2 separate regions of the Homo sapiens genome follow, and region 2 is linked to region 1. Evidence: read pairs that join two places in POLR2A ChIA-PET (ENCODE). Cell type or tissue: A673. All regions are shown on one strand. Links, peaks and the distances in the headings refer to the core of each region. The heading gives the core; the rest is flanking DNA.

Evidence for each region. Peaks named below come from ENCODE experiments on the same cell type or tissue, not always from the same donor. Only the 100,000 strongest peaks of a DNase experiment are listed, where the experiment ranks them.
Region 2: POLR2A ChIA-PET joins it to region 1 with 6 read pairs; 2 of 35 experiments call an interaction of 5 or more read pairs at or near these places.

The regions. Positions count from the first base shown.
Region 1 is chr16:64,862,201-64,867,586 of GRCh38, forward strand. No RefSeq gene overlaps it. Among named protein-coding and RNA genes, the nearest start is that of CDH11, 260 kb to the right of the region's middle. In A673, for the core only: no CTCF peak of the experiment used is centred there; DNase peaks (open chromatin) are centred at 2,341 and 2,461; H3K27ac peaks cover 1,312 bases.
Region 2 is chr16:65,108,369-65,113,754 of GRCh38, forward strand. The region is part of intron 1 of CDH11 (cadherin 11); the gene reads right to left. Among named protein-coding and RNA genes, the nearest start is that of CDH11, 11 kb to the right of the region's middle. In A673, for the core only: no CTCF peak of the experiment used is centred there; no DNase peak of the experiment used is centred there.

The DNA.
Region 1 (5,386 bases), core at 286-5,285:
CAAGTCTTTCCTGAAAGTACTGACCAGCGATAGTTTTTAAGCTGAAATAACATACCCATAATCCATTTATGAGTTCAGACTCCACTGAGGTTTTCAAAAGGCTATTATCATTATCTTCACTCAACATGCATTTGTTATGGGCAAAAGGCTGGGCCAGACTGCCCTTCTAAGCACTTTGCAGGCATTAACCTCGTACAGTTCTCACAATAGCCTATGAGACGGCAGTATAACAGTATACATTTATCTCCATTTTATGAATGAGAAAATTCTGGCTTAGGAGAAGTTCACGTTCAGGTAGGTTTTTTGTTTGTTAGTTTTCATGTACTAAATTCACCTTGTATAGACACATTAGTAATTTTGAAGAAAAAAAGGTGCTGAATATGTTTCCACTTCTTTATAGAATATTTGGAACCAGATTATAAGGATTAAATAATATTCAGTCAAATTGATGGATCATCACTTATTTTGGGGGCATTTAAGTCACTTCCACATTTTTTCTGGTATTGTAAACTATGCTATTATAAATACCCTTATTATAAAAGGGTGGATATCTGGTTATCCCCTGCAATGAATTCCTAGATATAGTTATAGTACTATGAACATGTCTTAGTCATAACACCTTTTTCCAAATTTTGAGAAAAGTTCCTAAAAACAATGCGGCAACTCAGTGATATTGTGGACAATCATAATTTTAAAACAAGGTTTGGAGGAAAAGTTACTTGCTTAATGAAGAAAGAGCTGGTAATGCAGTCAGTTACATTTCATACTGATTCAATTGGCCTTTTCTCCTCCTCATCACCAAATCATAATGCTTCCTTAGAAGAGTGAATCCTATTTCAATAAACAGAATTGTCCAGGTCTATAAATCAATGAGAGCTAAACTCTATTTTTTCTTAAATTATGAACCCCTATTTATTTTAAATTATTTTGTGCATTAATACATCTTTAGGTAAGGTAAATCATTTTTAGCAAGAAAATCATACAGCAATGGAAACATTCGCAAAATCTTTTCTCCATAGCATGTTTCTTTCAAAAAGAAGTTATTTTTATTTCTTCATGAATTAATAACTATATACTTAGGATAAGGTTTATTATGGATGTAGGAAATGAAAATATGTCTTTAAAGTGGCTTTCTTCCATTATCATCTCAAGTTTTTTTTATAGTTAATTGGCATTTTTTTCTTCATTGCCAGGATTTTCAGTTTATTCTATAATTATTTGTTCTCAATTCACCTTAAATTCTTTTAATAAGCTTTTTATTTTTGAAATAATTTTAAGTTTATGAAAAAGTTTAAAAGATAGCGTAGACTGTTCCTGTATAGCCATCACCCAGTTCCCATTAATGTTAAATACTTATGTAACCATTTGTTGAAACTATGAAATTAACATCCATGCAATACTACTCACTAAACTATAAATTTTATTTGGATTTCACTAGTTTTTCCACCAATGCCCTTTTTCTGTTCCGGAATCCAATTCAGAGTACTACATTGCAATTAGTCCATTTTGGAGTTTATCTAATTCATTATAATTCAGCCTAGGTGGTTGTTACGTTAACTTGAATTGTGGCTGATGAAGGCTCATACTCAGAAAGAGCAGTTTCTTTTCTTGTCTACGGCTCCATTTTGCATGTCTTATTAGTATTACTTTCGATCCATATTCTCTTTCCATGTATTTATAAAATTCACTTCTTTTTAAATTAGTTAATTTAATCAAACTCACATTATATAATCCATAAATTCACTTAACTGAGCAGCTCTAAACATCAGGACTTCACAGCAAAAGCAGTAGAATGATTGTTAAACTAGTGAGCTAGGGAACTTTCGCCTTTTTCGAGGATGCATCAAAGATTGTTCAAGATCTGCAACTCACTTAAACATGGATAGACTAATGGTGCCAGTTTCAATTAATGACTAAACATCAGAAAAAAAACATATTTTTGGATAAATGGATGTAAATTCCATGTATATCCATGAATATAAATATAGGTTCCAGCATGTCCAGCCCATATCCCCGTAGATTTGCTTGTGTACCCACTGGAAGGAGCTTGACCCGCTAGAAGACTTCCCTATTCCTGCAAGGCTTTCATGATGTTGGAGGGAAGTAGTAGTGCACACTGGGGCTGGACTGTTGTGCTCTCACCCCATAGCTTTTCTTTCTAGTCCTCATCACTCAGGAATGTATCCTTATTAAACCAGGCTCAGAAGCTCAATGTGTCTACTCTGAGTCACTGAAAATGCTCCTGAAATATGACATCTTCAGTGTTAGGGAGAGCAGGACTCTGTTGTTTGGGATTTAAACTTTCAGCAGGATCACAGAGCGTCTGTTATTTCAAGTTGGACTTGATTATTTTTTTTTAAACTGCCAGACTTTCAGACCATACAATACCAGCTTTCTTCAAATGTAACTCTTCCATTCCTTTTATGGTGAAGTTTAATACTGTGAACATATGGAGGGTCTGAACGTCTGCCAAATGTTTTAAAAGACAAGGTTATAAATACCCCAGCAGCGAGCTTTGTTCCTTAATGTATGGCTCTGTTACTCTGAGTCAACGTGGAAGATAAATCAGAACATAGAGCTGGCTTGGGCATTAACTTGATATTTCTGGCAAGAATTCATATAGTATCTCATTTCAGAGAGCAAAAGAGAAGTGGTTGTCTGAGGTAACATTAAGACAGTAAAAAAAATTAGCTTTTATAAAAAGCAAAAAGCAGAATTATAGCTTAACTAAAACATCTTAAATCCAAATACTCAGTCCAATTTTCTTACCATCAAATTTAAGCTTAAAGAGTCATAATCATGTCTGTGGGGTTGGTGATTACAATCTCTGGTCCCTGTACTCTAGATTTGGAATAGATACCTCTCAATTTCCTTGGTAGTACATTTCTCTGTCCCACCCCAGCTTGGTTTTTCTCTATTTCCCAGTACCCTATTCTCAAATGTTCCTCCACCCAAAACTGGGCTTGTCCCTGTTTGACTCAGTTCAGGGCCCACTTCTATCATCTCTCTGACTCTGCTGTTTCTCTGTAAATAGGAATTTGCTGAACTGCCCTCCACTCCCCAGCTTTTGACACAGCTGGTCCCATTTGTCACTGGGCTGACAGCTGAAAGGAACCCTTTCCATTTCTGCAACACAAGATGCACCATGCCTAACACTACTTTGAAAGGCGGCCTCTTGGGTGCATAAATTGCAGCATGGTATAAGAAAAGCCCTTTGCATGAACTTTCCAGGTCACTCGGATAATGTTCAATAATTCATGTCTTTCTCATAGTAAGTGCACTTAGTATCCCAAATGGTTTAATGTAGCTTCCAAAGAGTCCAGGAACTGCCTGGACTTAGCTCATTTTTGTAGCAGGATATGATTAAGGACAGAGAGATAAAAGAGGAATCAAGAGAACTTCACTAAGACTATTTTTTCCATTTCCTGAATGAGAATATTTTTTGTTTTTAGTAATCCATGTAAGCTTCAGCTTCTCTATATCTAAAATGGGAATACTAACAAATCTGACTTGCTTAGAATATTGATATGGGGCCCAAATGATATTAATGTAATGCGTAAGAAAGCATGCAAGACCCTGAAAAATGCCCTTACTATTTGTATTAATGAGCTGGGTTTTGCTGGCAGAACAAAAACCCTCCGATCTCAATGGTTTGCAACCAGAATATTGTCTCTCATTCATGCTACACGTTGTGGTTGCATGCCACTCTGCACCAAATGTCTTCTTCTTCATTCCAGAGTCAAGGCTAACCCTCTACCTGGGATATTATTACCTGATAGTAGAGAGAAAAAGCAATAGTAGAACCTCATGATGGTTCTTGAACCTTCTGCCCAAATGTGGTGCATGTCACTTCTGCTTAGATTTAATAGCCAAAACAATTCATGTTACCAAACCTGACCTCAATTAAAAGTGTACACCCAACAGGACGGAGCCCTATGGAAGAGCCCTATGGAGAGGGACTAGTAGAGAGGACCAGTGAATATCTTCAGCAAGTAATGCAAACATAAATCTCCCTGGAATTTGACCCAGCCAAGTCTCTGGGAGATGTTTCCTGGTTACTAGCTGTATTATTTAAAAACCACAAGAATAAAAACTCTTTAAAATTGTTTCTTTCCTTCCTTATATGAAGTTCTTAAATAGCTGTCATGAAATAGCCTAGAAGGAAGGGATTCATTTGCAATAAAATCGATAGGGACAGAATGGAGGATGAAGAATTTTTTGGGGGGGCGGGGGGGGCAGAAATTAGAGTAAAAGGCAATGAAGAGGGAAAAGGTGAAAAAGAAAGACTAAAACATCATTAATGAGAATTCTGTGACTAGGATTAGTAAAGAAGATGCTGTATTTGATAACACAAGTGTTAATGGCGCATTCTTAGTGAAAACCAGGGTTCACACACTCCATGTGTCAATCACTGTGACATCTTGGATTAGACTCTGGGTCTCAATGAGCCTTGGTTACTTGATTATAAACAAAAATAATTCATGTAAGTGCATCTCATTAGTTTCAGTGAGCTAAAGGACATAAAAGGATAAATCACAAAATGATGACGAAATAACAATTAAAGCAATGTTCTTTTAGGGGGTTGTCTATTTGTTACGTTTTTCTCATGTGAACAGTAATCACGGTAGATTGACCCAAGACCAATCAAACAATCTATGCCCCATCTACCTGGCCATGAACTGCTAAGTAATTTGTCTACTAATTTACTCTACAGTCTCCTACATAAATGACCTAAGAAATTCAGAGTACAGTGAAGATAACAAAAGTATTTGCTAAAGTCATTATCCTACAGCCATATTCATCATTATACACATTTAATTGTGAACAATTTTGAGTAGTACACTATAGTCCTCAATCCTTCCATCTGTAGAGTTGATGAGGCAAGGAAAACTCATAGAAATTTGGTTGCACAACCGGAGGTGGTGGCTCACACCTGTAGGAGGCAGAGGCAGGCAGATCAATGAGGTCAGGAATACAAGACCACCCTGGCCAACATGGCAAAACCCCGCCTCTACTAAAAAATACAAAAATTAGCTGAGTATGGTGGCGGGTGCCTGTAATCCCAGCTATCCAGGAGGCTGAGACAGGAGAATCGCTTGAACCCGAGCGGCCGAGGTTGCAGTGAGCCAAGATCGTGCCACTGCACTCCAGCCTGGACGACAGGGTGAGATTCCACCTCAAAAAAAAAAAGAAAAGAAAAGAAAAAAGAAAAAGAAAAAGAAAATTGGTCGCACAAAGTCCTGAGAACCCATCTCTAGAACACACTCCCCTCTCAGTCAGCCTGAGGACTCTTTCAGGACTGATTTTTGTTCTTTCTGCCTAGAACACTTCTCCCCCGTTGGTTAGCACGACTGGCTCCCTCATAGCCTTCAGTTCTCTATTTAGA
Region 2 (5,386 bases), core at 245-5,244, 250 kb after region 1:
GTCCCCAGCTCTAACTACTAAATTGCAATTTTTACTCTAAGATAATAATACTGATAGTGACACTCCATTTATAAAGTGCTTTGTAAGCTCCCCCAAATAATAACAAAAATGAAAATTGTATCTTATACTATATAGCAGTGTCTATGAAGAAGAAGGTGGAGTGAAGTTGTTCAAGATAGATCTCCCTTTACTACTGGAATATTTTGGCAAAGTATTGAGATTTAGAATTGTTTGCATAAATGAAGCACTTCACCCTGATTTTCAATTTGGCTTTGGATTTAAATGTAGTTTTGCTGCTGCTATCAAATCAATATTTAAAAAAAAAAACTTTTAAACATGTGGCTTTAATGAGTAGACAATTGAAAGTTGATTACTAGTGATATTTTACTAAGCTGCCTATATAGCCTCACCTATGTTTGGTTAGTCCTCTTTGGGTAGTGATCTGGATTTGCGTTCATAGTGACCAGGCAGGGATTACCACATAGAAATTGAAATGAGCTGGGCACAGTGGCTCACACCTATAATCCCAGCACTTTGGGAGGCTGAGGCAGACGGAGCACTTGAGGTCAAGAGTTCGAGACCAGCCTGGCCAACATGGTAAAACCCTGCCTCTACTAAAAATACAAAAATTAGCTGGGTGTGGTGGTGCATGCCTGTAGACCCAGCTACTTGGGAGGTTGAGGCAAGAGAATCGCTTGAACGTGGGAGGCAGAGGTTGTAGTGAGCTGAGACAGCGCCACTCTACTCCAGCCTGGGTGATAGAGTGAGACTCTGTTTCGAAAAAAAAAGAAATTGAAATGAATGGCTCCAAGAGTTCTGTTCAGTTCAGTGATAACTGGGTTAAATTTGGGCAAGGAGCTGTCTCAGCTACAAAATCAAAGCCCTTATGAGGTTGTACTCTCTGACCCATTAGACAGGCTACCATGTCTCAGATGCTCTGAGACCTTGGGCTTCCCCTGCAGACTTCACTCCCTGAAAGAGTAAAGCAAATTCCTTTCAAAGGTGTATCAGAAAAGTTGTTGTGGGATGGTATGAGACTAACTCCAGAGAAAGTTTTTAACTGTGTGTCCTTGCTGCCCAAACTCACCCAACTGTATGCACTGACAACTTCCACTGTTTACCCAATAATTGGGCCAACACAGAGGCTATACAGTTAAGAAGGTGTGCAGACTGTCCCCTCCAGAAGCTAAGATGCGACTTGAGGCCACTTGTCCATTTTATGGGGTGGTCCCCTTTCATGCACCCATCAATGCCGAGAGTTCCTATGTATTCCAGCTTTTGAGATTTTTGCATTGGCTCCTTGGCTAGAGTCCATAGAAAACTTTCCCACAGAACTGGATGTGTCCCTTACAAGAGACCATTTTCCATCCACATGCCAAGCTATTATGCTGCCTGCCATAGCTGCCCTTGGAAATGCCACCTCATCCACTGAGCTATATTACTGGACTTCTACCCAGGTCCTGACACCTGCCCAATATTTGCTCAACACAAATTGGACTATTCAATGTTTGTTTGTTTGTTTGTTTGTTTTAAGACAGGGTCTGGATCTGACACCCAAGCTGGAGTGCAGTGGCGCAATCCCAGCTTACTGCAGCCTCGACCTCTCCGGCTCAAGCAATATCTCCCGAGTAGCTGGGGACTACAGGCACGTGACACCGTGCTCAGCTAATTTTTGTATTTTTTGTAAAGATGAGGTTTCATCGTATTGCCCAAGCTGGTCTCAAACTCCCGGGCTCAAGCAATCTACCTGTCTCAACCTCCCAAAATGTTGAGATTATAGGCATGAGTCATTGCACCCAGCCTATTCAATGTTTACTAAAACCTCCTTCTGCTCCAACCTTACACCCTATCTGACTCTCAACATTCTATATGGCCTTTGAGAAGAACTCAAAAGCCAGATATCTCATTCAATAATGCAGCAGATATTGTTCCTCATAACAGTCCCACAAGGATATGTAGGGAAATGAAAACTTTTGGGTTTCTTAGTTGAAAGCAACAGAAATAGACTCTGGGCAGCACAGTCTTTGCAGGAAAACTGGAGAAAGAGGCTCAGAAAAACCCCAGATACCTAGGAAGGCTGGGCAGTTAGAAGCCCAGGCCAGACTCTGCCATACAACGAGAAGAGTGAAGGCACCACGGTTGTCCCCGCTGGACATGGGTGGCTATGGGTTATTTTACCACCTCTGTGGCCCCTGGAAATCAGATGCTGTACAGCCACTGCTACAGTGACCAGAATGAGTTATCCATGGCCAATGATGTGTGTGTGTGTGTGTGTGTGTGTGTGTGTGTGTGTGTGTGTGTGTGTGTAAGATACTGAATCCAAATTTAAAACACAGGGGATTTGGTGCTGAGTTGGCATTCTAGCTTCCAGGAAAGTTAGGGAATCAACTCTCTGGCCCTTTAAGCCCCTGGAGTAGAAGGAACTCTCTTCCTCCTATAAAGGTGCTTATTGGGGTTATTTCCTAAACATAGGAAGGTGGTTCTGAGGCCACGCAGCCAAACAATTGAACAAGCAAACAAAATGCCAAGCATGAGCTAAATGGAATGAGTAACACATGGAATGTTGTCTTCCATGGTTTTGAATCACTTAAATAGAAGTGTGTATATATATCATATGGTTTAACAAGACTCTGTCCCTGCTCACATCAGGGTATTTTCATTGCCATTGCTTTGTTCTGTTTTTATAAGGCAAGGTTGGAACTGAGGAAACCAACCCATAGCATGAGACTAGGAGGGATGACAGATATGCTGAATAACAGACTCAAGATTTAAATTTTAAAATATTTCAGTAGACTGGATCAATTGACCAAACTCAGCAATATGAAAAGTAACAGCAACAAGAATAACAGCAACTCCATGCCATGAGCTGTTTTAAACAATTTTATAGATTAATATCATTTAATATCAGAGCTACTCTAGAAGGCAGATACTGACATTAACCCCAGTGCGATGGGGAAATTGAGAAGCAGATAAAGAGACTTGCACAGCTGGTTAGTGACATGGTCACGCCTGGAAGCAGGGAAGCCTGACTCCAGAGCCTGTGCTAACACCACTGAAGGTGACTTATCATTTCTTATGTGCACAGGGACAGGTGGGGAAATGCGGCTTAACGGCAGCACATAAGGAAAAAGAAATAAACAAATAAACTGTGGAGCGTAAGTCCTCTGGGTGATGTGGCTGGCAATAAAAGCTAATGTAATGTAGCCTCAGGCTGCAATAAAAGAAGTGTGTAGAAGGGAGTTCATAATCTAGAGTCTAGCTGCCTAGATTTCTGGCTTCAGTCCTTTCCTCTGAGGAAAGCTAGAAACACACACACACACACACACACACACACACACACACACAAATGGGGAGTTCAATCTGGAGATTTTAAGAATGGGGAGAGGGCATCCTGGAAGACAACTTAAAAATGAATAATTGCAACAGGGCGCGGTGGTTCACGCCTGTAATCTCAGCACTTTGGGAGGCCAAGGCGGGTGGATCACAAGGTCAGGAGTTCAAGACCAGTCTGACCAACATGGTGAAACCCCGTCTCTACTAAAAATACAAAAATTAGCCGGGTGTGGTGGCGCACTCCTGTAATCCCAGCTACTCAGGAGGCCGAGGCAGGATAATCACTCGAACCCGGGAAGTGGAGGTTGCAATGAGCCAAGATTGCGCCACTGCACTCCAGCCTGGGCAACAGAGGGAGACTCTGTCTCAAAAAAAAAAAAAAAAAAAGAATAAGTGCAATGTGGAGGAAGAATTACATCTATCCTGCATAGCATCATAGGCTATATCAAAGAACATAACCTTTGGGGAGATAGTTTGGCTCAACTAAAGGAAGCATTTCCAACAGTGAAGGTTCCCAATGTCTCAATGGTTTGCATAAGTAGGTAATGAGTTACATATCACTAGCAATGCTACAACCACCACCAGGACATGGTAGCAATGATTCAAGGACCTGATGGCAGAGTTTGTTGGTCTAGGTGGCCTCTGTAGTCTCTCCCTATCATGTAGGAGTAGAATTCTGTTATTTCTTTCCCAAACCACCATTGATCACTAAACTGGATGTGACTTGTCCTTCCTATGGCCCAATTTAATGCTTCCTTTGGGGCCCTTACAGTATGAAGCCTTGAGTTTTAATCAACAGACCTAGTATTCTCTGTGCTGTTAATATTGTCAGCTCTCTGAAGGGAAGCCCTCGTGATTTGACCACTTCTGTTTGCCCAACCCAGGACCTTGCATTAATGACAAAGAAATGGGTTTGAAATGAATTTCAAATCAAACCCTGCCAAAGTGTCCTCTATAGGCTTGGCAGTGGCAAGGTAAGGACATCATTCTTACTCTGTTCTTTACAGAACCTTGGAATGGAGTTAGTAATAGGAGGTGACTATAAAGTAGGACAGAGCTTAAGGCCAGGGCCAAGTGTTGCATTTTGCAAAGTATTATCAAACAGCGTATGAAATGACACTGGACTGATCACGAACTTCCAAATAAGAGATTCATTTAAAGCCTTATGTTTAGGGCTCACAACTTAACTGCCCAAGGATATCAGAGGGCGCAGCTTTACATAAACAAATGAACTAATGATACGTTTACAAAGAAATCAGACCACAGGTACAACTATTAAAATAATCAATTAAAAAATGACTTTTGGCCAGGCACGCTGGCTCACGCCTGTAATCCCAGCACTTTGGGAAGCTGAGGCGGGCAGATCATAAGGTCAGAATTTCGAGATAAGCTTGACCAACATAGTGAAACCCCATCTCTACTAAAAATACAAAAATTAGCCCGGGGTGGTGGCACGTGCCTATAGTCTCAGCCACTCTGGAAGCTGAGGCAGGAGAATCACTTGAACCCGGGAGATGGAGGTTGCAGTGAGCCATGACCTTACCATTGCACTCCAGCCTGGGCAACAGAGCAAGATTCCATCTCAGAAAAAAAAAAAAAAAGACTTTTGTTTATAGATAGTGAAAAGAGATTGGGTTAAGAGCCTCAAGAGCACAGTTCTGTTCCATTAAACCCTAAATTACCGTGGGATCTTGGGCAAGTCCTGGTTCCTCTCTGGGTTCCTGAACCCTCATCTCTAAATGAAGGTTGACTGGAATAGCTAATGATTCAGTTAATGACTGCATACATCTGATTCCTGAGAATTCTACTTGGTAAAATGGAGTCCTCAGCCCTCCTTAGAGAAAGTAGTGGTTCGAAGTGGTTAGACTGTCTGCAATAGGGAACATGATTTAAGATGCCACGTGGTAAAGCGGGCAGTGACAACATGGAGTGGAAGCAGATGGGAGTGATGAGGATGGTGAGAGGTCTGGAAACTGTATCTCATCAGATTAGCTGACACTGTGAATGGTGGGAGCAGCCTGATATGGTGACTAAGCTTCAGCATCTGATGCTT